Linked DNA regions of Homo sapiens: all the other regions are linked to region 1. The links are chromatin loops, found by intact Hi-C in ENCODE. Cell type or tissue: ascending aorta. All regions are shown on one strand.

What was found. Peaks named below come from ENCODE experiments on the same cell type or tissue, not always from the same donor. Only the 100,000 strongest peaks of a DNase experiment are listed, where the experiment ranks them.
Region 2: it touches region 1 in a loop (5-fold over the local background); 5 of 110 quality-filtered maps call a loop at or near these places.
Region 3: a loop joins it to region 1, with 4 times the contacts of the local background. A loop is called at or near these places in 5 of 110 quality-filtered maps.

Annotation. Positions count from the first base shown.
Region 1 is chr4:2,412,459-2,414,958 of GRCh38, forward strand. The region is part of intron 1 of ZFYVE28 (zinc finger FYVE-type containing 28); the gene reads right to left. Among named protein-coding and RNA genes, the nearest start is that of ZFYVE28, 4.9 kb to the right of the region's middle. RefSeq lists enhancers at 1-112, 1,105-1,354. In ascending aorta, a CTCF peak has its summit at 1,089 (motif pointing right); a DNase peak (open chromatin) is centred at 963; H3K4me3 peaks cover 1,266 bases; H3K27ac peaks cover 1,687 bases.
Region 2 is chr4:1,869,984-1,872,483 of GRCh38, forward strand. NSD2 (nuclear receptor binding SET domain protein 2) reads left to right here and starts at 1,410. Exons shown (of 22, transcript NM_001042424.3): 1 at 1,410-1,559. RefSeq lists an enhancer at 339-840 and silencers at 574-833, 864-1,093, 1,144-1,843. In ascending aorta, no CTCF peak of the experiment used is centred here; DNase peaks (open chromatin) are centred at 548, 1,168 and 1,615; H3K4me3 peaks cover 2,202 bases; H3K27ac peaks cover 2,137 bases.
Region 3 is chr4:1,725,398-1,727,897 of GRCh38, forward strand. TACC3 (transforming acidic coiled-coil containing protein 3) reads left to right here. Exons shown (of 16, transcript NM_006342.3): 4 at 2,311-2,500. Among named protein-coding and RNA genes, the nearest start is that of TACC3, 5.1 kb to the left of the region's middle. In ascending aorta, a CTCF peak has its summit at 1,052 (motif pointing left); DNase peaks (open chromatin) are centred at 1,024 and 2,124.

The DNA.
Region 1 (2,500 bases):
CCCACCTGACACTAGGGAAACTGAGGCACAGGTGTGGGAGGGACGAGAATTCCCAGCCAGGCCCTGGAGCTCCAATGCTATTTAGACACATGACCGGCAACCACTGAAGACAAGAAAACACTGGGGAAGCACTGAAACCCACAGCCTTCTCAGCATTTATTTTTCTTCAAATTGGAATCAGCTCACCATTATTCACCTTTGCACCCGGCACACCCTGTAGCTGCACAAGGCTGTCAACTCAAACAAAACCACACCCTGGCTGTCACTTACCAGCTCTCAGATGTGCACCTTCACACATTTAGAGCAAGCACATCCGGTATTCTGGGAATTCTTGGTGGCTGAAAATGGCCACTGAAGCCGCCTTAAATTAGCCATCTCTCCTCTTAAGGTCGAACAAAATGACCTAAAGACACTCAGCCTGTGGGGCAGGACACTGAGGCCCTGCTTCCCTCCCCCGTCTGCCCTGCCTGCTGAGTCCAAATATCAATTACGTGAAGCTCTCGACTCTCTGCCTCTGACTCGCCCATTTAACAGAAACCATACCAGACGTTTCCAGTAAGCGCCCAGCCCTGCCCTGCCAGGGAAGGAGAGCCCTGAGTGATGACAGAGTCGGCGCAGGGAGTGATGCTCGCCCTCTGTCTGCAGCCCAGGCTCTTAATTGCCCTGCAAATGCCGCTGGCACAAGGCAAGGCATGTGAGGTCCCACACTCCCCCAACCACAAACAGAAACCTCAGCAAAGCGCAGGAAATGAGACGTGAGCTGCCCGCTGAGAGTCACTTCCTAAGAGGCCAGGGAGTAGGTTCTACAAAGCCACCTCAAGAGCACATGGGCTCTCAGGCGTCCGCACTGCACTCCCGCTGACCACAGCCTGAGTGCTGATGTGGAAAAAGGAAGGCTTTCTGGGAGGGGTGGCATGACCTGGATGCAGAGCCGCCGGGGGAGCCCCAGAGCCTTCTGAATTCAGAGAACCACACACAGCTGAGAGAGACCGGTGCGCAGGGCCAGCCACGCCTGCTCTGACTCAGCACTGCCAAGCGTCCTCCCAGGACTTCCTGAGCCCCCTCCGTGCCAGGCGCCCGCCAGGAGAGGGAGCACCGCCGGGCTCAGCCTGTGCAGCATCCGGAACACTGGCTTTCCAGCAGCTCACCTCAGAGAGAAACGTGCCAGGCCAAGGACAACCCCCTGCCACAGCTGGGCACTTGGAGTTTATCAGCTGAAAACGAATTCATCAGTAGCCTGGCTAGAAGTTATCACTCAAATCCCAAGTCCCTGGAACAGGGTCTGTGCTTGGCATGGGGCATGGACGCAGTGCTGTAGGGACAGCCATTCGTTTCCCAGGTGACGCAAAGCAGGGAAGTCAAGGCACATGCCAGTGACTGCCCTCTCATAGGCCCCACTCGTGCCAGGCCCCAGTGTCCACCAAGACCCCTCCCACAGCCTTCCAAGCCCCAGCTGTATACTTCTGGGGGATCTCTGTCATCGCCCCTCACCCTCAGCCACCAGTGGGGAGCCCCAAAAGGAGGACTGGGCTGCGCCTCATCTCTGCACTTCGGGACCAAACAGATATATCCAGACCTTGCCCCACCCCCCACTCTGGGGCCCGCCCCCATCTGCCACTTCGTTTCCAGGGTGCCGCCCCTCTCAACCAGGTGGCCAAGGTACAGAGTGCTGGCCACCAATGGGCAGCTCTCTTCAAGGGCCCATGACCAAGTGGGCTGGAACCCCGAAAACCCTCAGGTGACTGAGGCTGGGTTAACAAGAGCCGAAGGGCAGGAAGTCCCATACTCAGTACTGCTCAGTCCTGGCAGGTTCCCACAAAACATGCCAGTGGGGTTGGCACCCAGGCAGACTTTACCAAACCCAAAGGGGTCTTCTTTCATAAAGCACACACACCCAGCAAGTCACTCAGGCTTCTCTTGGCAAAGGCCATGTCATCGCTAATCTGGGCCTGGAATGTTTACAGGAAGTTGCCAAATACACATCACTCAGTAAGGCAGATTTATAAGGAATGTTCTCCTACAAAGCGGGGGGACAAGAAAGGTTAATAGCCCCCACTCTGAAAACGGTCTGGGGGTGCAGACAAGCGAGCTCTTCTCGGAGTGCAAGGTTGAGCATGGTAACCAGCCACATGGGAACTACCCCATCCACCCAGCCAGCATAACCCACTGAGGGTCAATTCCTCCTCAAAGATGGAAAACACAAATTCATCCTGAGTGATATTAATATGCTCTTTGGTGATGGCCAGGAAATCTCTCCCAGGTCCAGGTAAGTGTCCAGGTCCCTCTCCCCCATGCCGGGAATTCTCACCTCCTAGTGACCAGGAACTTCCAGCCAGGTCAATCAATAGAAAGTCATAACCAAGCAAGAAACACAGCACTGAGACTTTTGTTTCAGATGAAGACACCAACCATGCCAAAATGGTTTGCCTTTCTAAAGCATAAACTCTCTTGAAAAGACTTTAAAGAAAGGCAAGAAAGTATTTCACCAACATCAATAAAG
Region 2 (2,500 bases), 540 kb before region 1:
GGGTTCTCTATTCTGTTCATGGATCTATTTGTGTATTTTTCCACCAGTACCACAATGTCTCAATTACTGTAGCCTTATAGTAAGTCTTGCAGCAACCCTTGTTTTTTTGGGGGGGCCACAACTCAACCCATACAGGGGCCCAGCACCTGTGAAGGGACAGCAGCGGAGGCGGCGCGGGAGAGGAAGAGGAGGTGAACTGTGGCCACTCCTTGGTGGCTGGAGGTGGGTCCGGGGAGGCAGGACCTGGGCTGAGGTGTCGTTCTATAGCCCGGGTAGCGCACTTTCACAAAGCTCTCCTTGACCAAACTCTCGCCAGGCTCCCCTGGGCCCGCTTCTCAGCGAGGGCTCAAGCTGGGCCTGTAAAGCTCGAGCAGACACTAAGGCTCAAGGCCGAAGGTGTTCCCGGCTCCCTGAACCTGCGTGACAGAAAACCCAAGGCCGCCGGCTCCGGCAGCACCTGGAGGCAGGAGCCGAACTTCCATGGGCGGCGGGCAGCAAATCACACCGGCTTCAACCGCCCGGCCCGCCCACTTTTTGCAGCGTCTGACTTCCCCGCTCGCCCGCGCCGCTTCCTCCTCCTCCCTGTGCCGCACGCAGTCGCCCGCGCCACCCCCTGAAGCCCGGCTCTACCGCAGCGGCGCTGGGGTAGCGCCCCTGGACCAGGCGTCCTCCCCTCGCGAGCGGTCCTCCCGCAGCCGCGCCCAGCTCCGGGTCGGACCCTCGCCCGGGGGACTCGTTCACGCCCTGCGGCCGTTAGGCGGGAAGAGCACGACGCCCTGCCCTGCCCCGTCGTGGCGTCTGACCCTCTCCGCCACGTCTGTTCTGAGGCTCCGGGCCCGCCACGGCGGGGCCTCTGCGGCGGTTTCCCCACCCGTCCCCGCACTGCCGCTCCGCGAGGCGGACGCCGCTAGCAGCCTCCCGCGGGCCCCAGGCCCCGCGCCCCTCTCACGGGACAGGAGCTTGGGGACCCGCGCGGGCGGGCCGCGCGCCCAACGCCAGCCTCCGCGGCCGCGCGCCCACGGCTCGGGGGCGCCGGCTCCGGACGGTGATTGGGCGCGGATCGTGACGTCACTGAGCGCGGCGCCCGCGGGCGCCGGGTCTGGGCCGGGTGCGCGCCGCCGAGTAGCGGGAGCAGGGCGCGCGCCCGGCGCTACTCTGAGGCGGCTCGCGGGGCCCGCGGCCCGGCCCTCCCGGCGCTGCCAGCCCCGCCCGCCCGCGCGGCCCCCACCCGCCGCGTGCCTGCCCGCCCCGCCCGTGCGCGGCCCCGGCGCGGATTTGAAAAGCCCGGTCCGCGGGCCCCGCGAGCGCGGCAGCCAATCAGCGGCGCGCACTTTTCCCGCGGCTTCTGCGAGGCGGCGGCGGCCCCGGCTGCGGCGGCGGCGGCGGGCGGGAGGCGCGGGGGCGGGGTCGGCGCCGCGCGCGAGAGCCTCGGCCTGGCCGCGCTGCGCCCGCCGCCGCCGCCGCCCCCTCCCCGCCTGGGCCCTACCGCCGCACGGCCCCGGCCCCCTCCCAGCCTGCCGCTCCGGAGAGCCGCCCGCCGAGGATGCGACGCACCGCAGGTCACTGGGGCGCCCGCCCAACAGTCGCGGGCCGCCAACCGCCGGGGCTGGGGCCGGGAGGCCGGGCTGTGGGAGGCCTGAGGGGCGGCGGGGAGGACCGCGGAGGCCTGAGGGGGCGGGAGCGCCGGGAGGAGTGGGGGCACTGAGGAGGCCTGAGGGGCCGGCTCAGGGGCTGGGGGACCGGGAGGCCGGGCGGCCTGAGAGGGTCGTGGGGACCGCGAGGACCGCGGAGGCCTGAGGGCCGGCGGGAGGACCGGGCGGACCGCGGAGGCCGGGACGAGTCCGGGCAGGGGAGGGGCGGCGGCCTGCGGGCGGCGGCGGCTAACGGGGCCGGGCGGGCGGGCGCGGCCATGTTGGGCCCGGCCGGGCCCTGCGGCTGCACCTGTGCCCGGCCCGGCCGAGGCGGCCGCCTTTGTTCCCGCGGCGCCGAGCGGGTCGGGCCGGCCTTTGTGCGGCGCCCCCGGTCCGGGGCGGCCGCGGTGGGAGGGGCAGGTTGGGGTCCCGGGGCCGGCGCCGGGGCCAGGGGTCGGGCCGAGGGTCGCTTTTTGTTTGCAGGCGGTGTCTGGCGTTGACACTCGCGGCGCCCGGGCGTTGGTCAGCGCGGACGCTCCCCCGGGAAGCCGGGCCGCGGTCCGGCCCTTGGCAGGTGGAGGCGGGGGTGAGCCGGGTGTGGGTACCCTGCTGGGGGGCTGCGCGCCCTCGGCGTCCGGGCCTCCGCCTGGGATGTTCCCCTCGCCCCAGGATGCAGATTGATAGTCCTTGAAGCCTCAGTGCATGAGATGGGACCTGGCGACTTAATGGCTGGTTTTGCTCCACTCACAGGAACCGTGGTTTAAAATCTCGGCGTTTAAAAAATGCTGGTCTTAAGTTTCGGTAGAAATAAAATGGATGAGGGTATTGTATAGGACCCATTGCAGCACGAATCTTTCTGTGCCCACGAT
Region 3 (2,500 bases), 690 kb before region 1:
CTGAATTTGCAGTTCTTCCCATGTCTGCTTGCTACTTTTCAACTTTGTTTTTTGCCCCTTTTGAAATTTGGTCAAACGAAGCGAGAATGAATCAAACATTGGTTTACAACGACCCCAAGAAGGAAGGGAGACCCAGCAGCAGAGAAGTCGCCTCCCAGCTGCCATGGGTGTGATCCGTCCCAGAGCCACAGATCCCCTGCCTCTCCCCTATGCCTCCAGGATCACCCAGCAGCCTCCATAGGGCAGAGGGTGTAGAGGAGCTGGGAGGGGCTTGAGAGGTTGGCCCTGAGGGGCTCCAGCCAGAGTGACTCTGAGCTTGTGGCTTGGACTCGTGGCTGTCATCTCCTTTCTGGAACTCTGCTGAGGCCCAGGTGGTGGTCACTGTGGTGCTCCCACGTCAGTGGGATGAGACCAAGAGCAGCCGCTGCGTGCAGCTGCCCACGTGTCATTCAGAGGACAGCCGAGTGGCCGCCTGGGAAGGCAGTGCCGCCCCAAGGTGGCAGCTGGGCAGCAGAGGAGTTGTGAGCAGTCTGACAGGTCCCTCACCCTCAGTTTCTCAGTTTTGACATCTTCAAACTTAGAGTTGGAAGAGAAGGGCAGGTGACATGGGCCCCTTATCTGAGGCACTGGCACATGACCCTGCGTCTTCTCAGGGACCTGAAGGCTGGGGAACAGGTGAAACAGTGTTTGTGCCCTCTGTGTTGTAGTCCAGCCCCAACCATCCCAACAGCCGCCTCTTCTGTCAGGGGCCCTGCGCCATGCAGTCCCACATTGTGAGCAGCGAGTGCCCCAGAGACAGGTGGGTCCCTGGGAAGGTGTTCTCTGCACCTGTGCCACTCCACTGTAGCAGGCGCCATCCCAGGGAGGCGTCGCAGAGGCCACTCAGGTCCTTCTGTGCCTGCAGGTGGCATCCTGCACCTCAGCCCTGCCCTTCAGTGAAGGCTTTGACTGTCCCTGGCCACAGCACTGCCAGTCCCCGACTTGAAGGGGAAAGCAGATTCATGCAGAAAACCTTTGTTTACCACGCCCCCTGCTGGCCATCCTGGGGCCTGCAAGTCCCCAGGACTGATCTGTTGGGCATGTCCTCGGGTGAGGTTTAAGCCACAGGACAATGTTGACTGAGCTTTCTTGTTTTGCTTGTAGCTGATGTTTTCACGCAGATTAAAGTGTTATCGGAATGCTGTCAGGTCCCTTAATGTTAGAATTCAGGGTCATTAAGTGGTGCACACCCTTCAGTGATTAGGAGAAACACAGGCGGAAATAATGATTATATGACTTACAGGCCCACAGCAGGCTGGAGGCCACACAGAGGACTGGGGCCAGGCCCTGGAGCATAGGCAGGGGACAGCTGAGAGGGTGGCAGCCAGCCTTGTCTATCGGGGAGTAGGGTGGGGTCACTGTATGCTGGTGGGCAGGTGCTCGAATGGATTTTTTACAGGAAATGGTGGATGCCGGGTGCGGTGGCTCCTGCCTGTAATCCTAGCACTGGGAGGCCGAGGCGGGTGGATCACCTAAGGTCAGGAGTTTGAGACCAGGCTGACCAACATGATGAAAACCTGTCTCTACTAAAAATACAAAACAAAATTAGCCAGACATGGTGGCGGGCACCTGTAATCCCAGCTACTTGGGAGGCTGAGGCAGGAGAATCGCTTGAACCCCAGAGGTGGAGGTTGCAGTGAGCCGAGATCATGCCATTACACTCCAGCCTTGGCAACAGAGCAAAAATCCGTCTCAAAAAAAAAAAACATAAAAATAAAGGAAGTGGTGGGAAATTGAGGAGCCCAGTCTACCAGGTGGGAGAGATGCCTCCAGGCTTCTTTCTCTGGCATCAGCTTGAGGCATTTGGGTGTGCTGTCCCACATCTGACCCCCCAGGCAGCAGCCTGTGCTGTGTGCATGCTGTGGGCCTGGGGGCAGACCTCGTGCATGATGACGAGTGCTGTTTGGGTGGCAGAGGCTGCTGGAGGAGTCTGGGTCCAGCACCTGGCAAAGCGCGTGATGAGCACAATTAAACAGGCAAGCAGCCCAGAGGCACCCCTGTAACTTGGAACCCCAAGAAGCATGAGGGCGGGGTCAGCGAGGAAGTCACGTGGTTGTGTCCAGCCGTTCCACCGGGAGCTGGTCCCTGGGAGGACAGGAAGGAACTACATTGAGGAACTGAGGTGGGGGGTGGAGAACGGGAAGCCGTGCCAAGGGTGACTCAGCCCTGCTTCTGGTGTGAGAATGTTAAACCTATGTTGAGAATGAATGCTGAGGCCCCTAACCTCACCAGGTACTCGCTGCTTCACGTTGATTAAGTCTCTTTTAAAAGCCAACAGCTCATCAAGGAAGTGGATGCCAAAACTACTCATGGAATTCTACAGAAACCAGTGGAGGCTGACACCGACCTCCTGGGGGATGCAAGCCCAGCCTTTGGGAGTGGCAGCTCCAGCGAGTCTGGCCCAGGTGCCCTGGCTGACCTGGACTGCTCAAGCTCTTCCCAGAGCCCAGGAAGTTCTGAG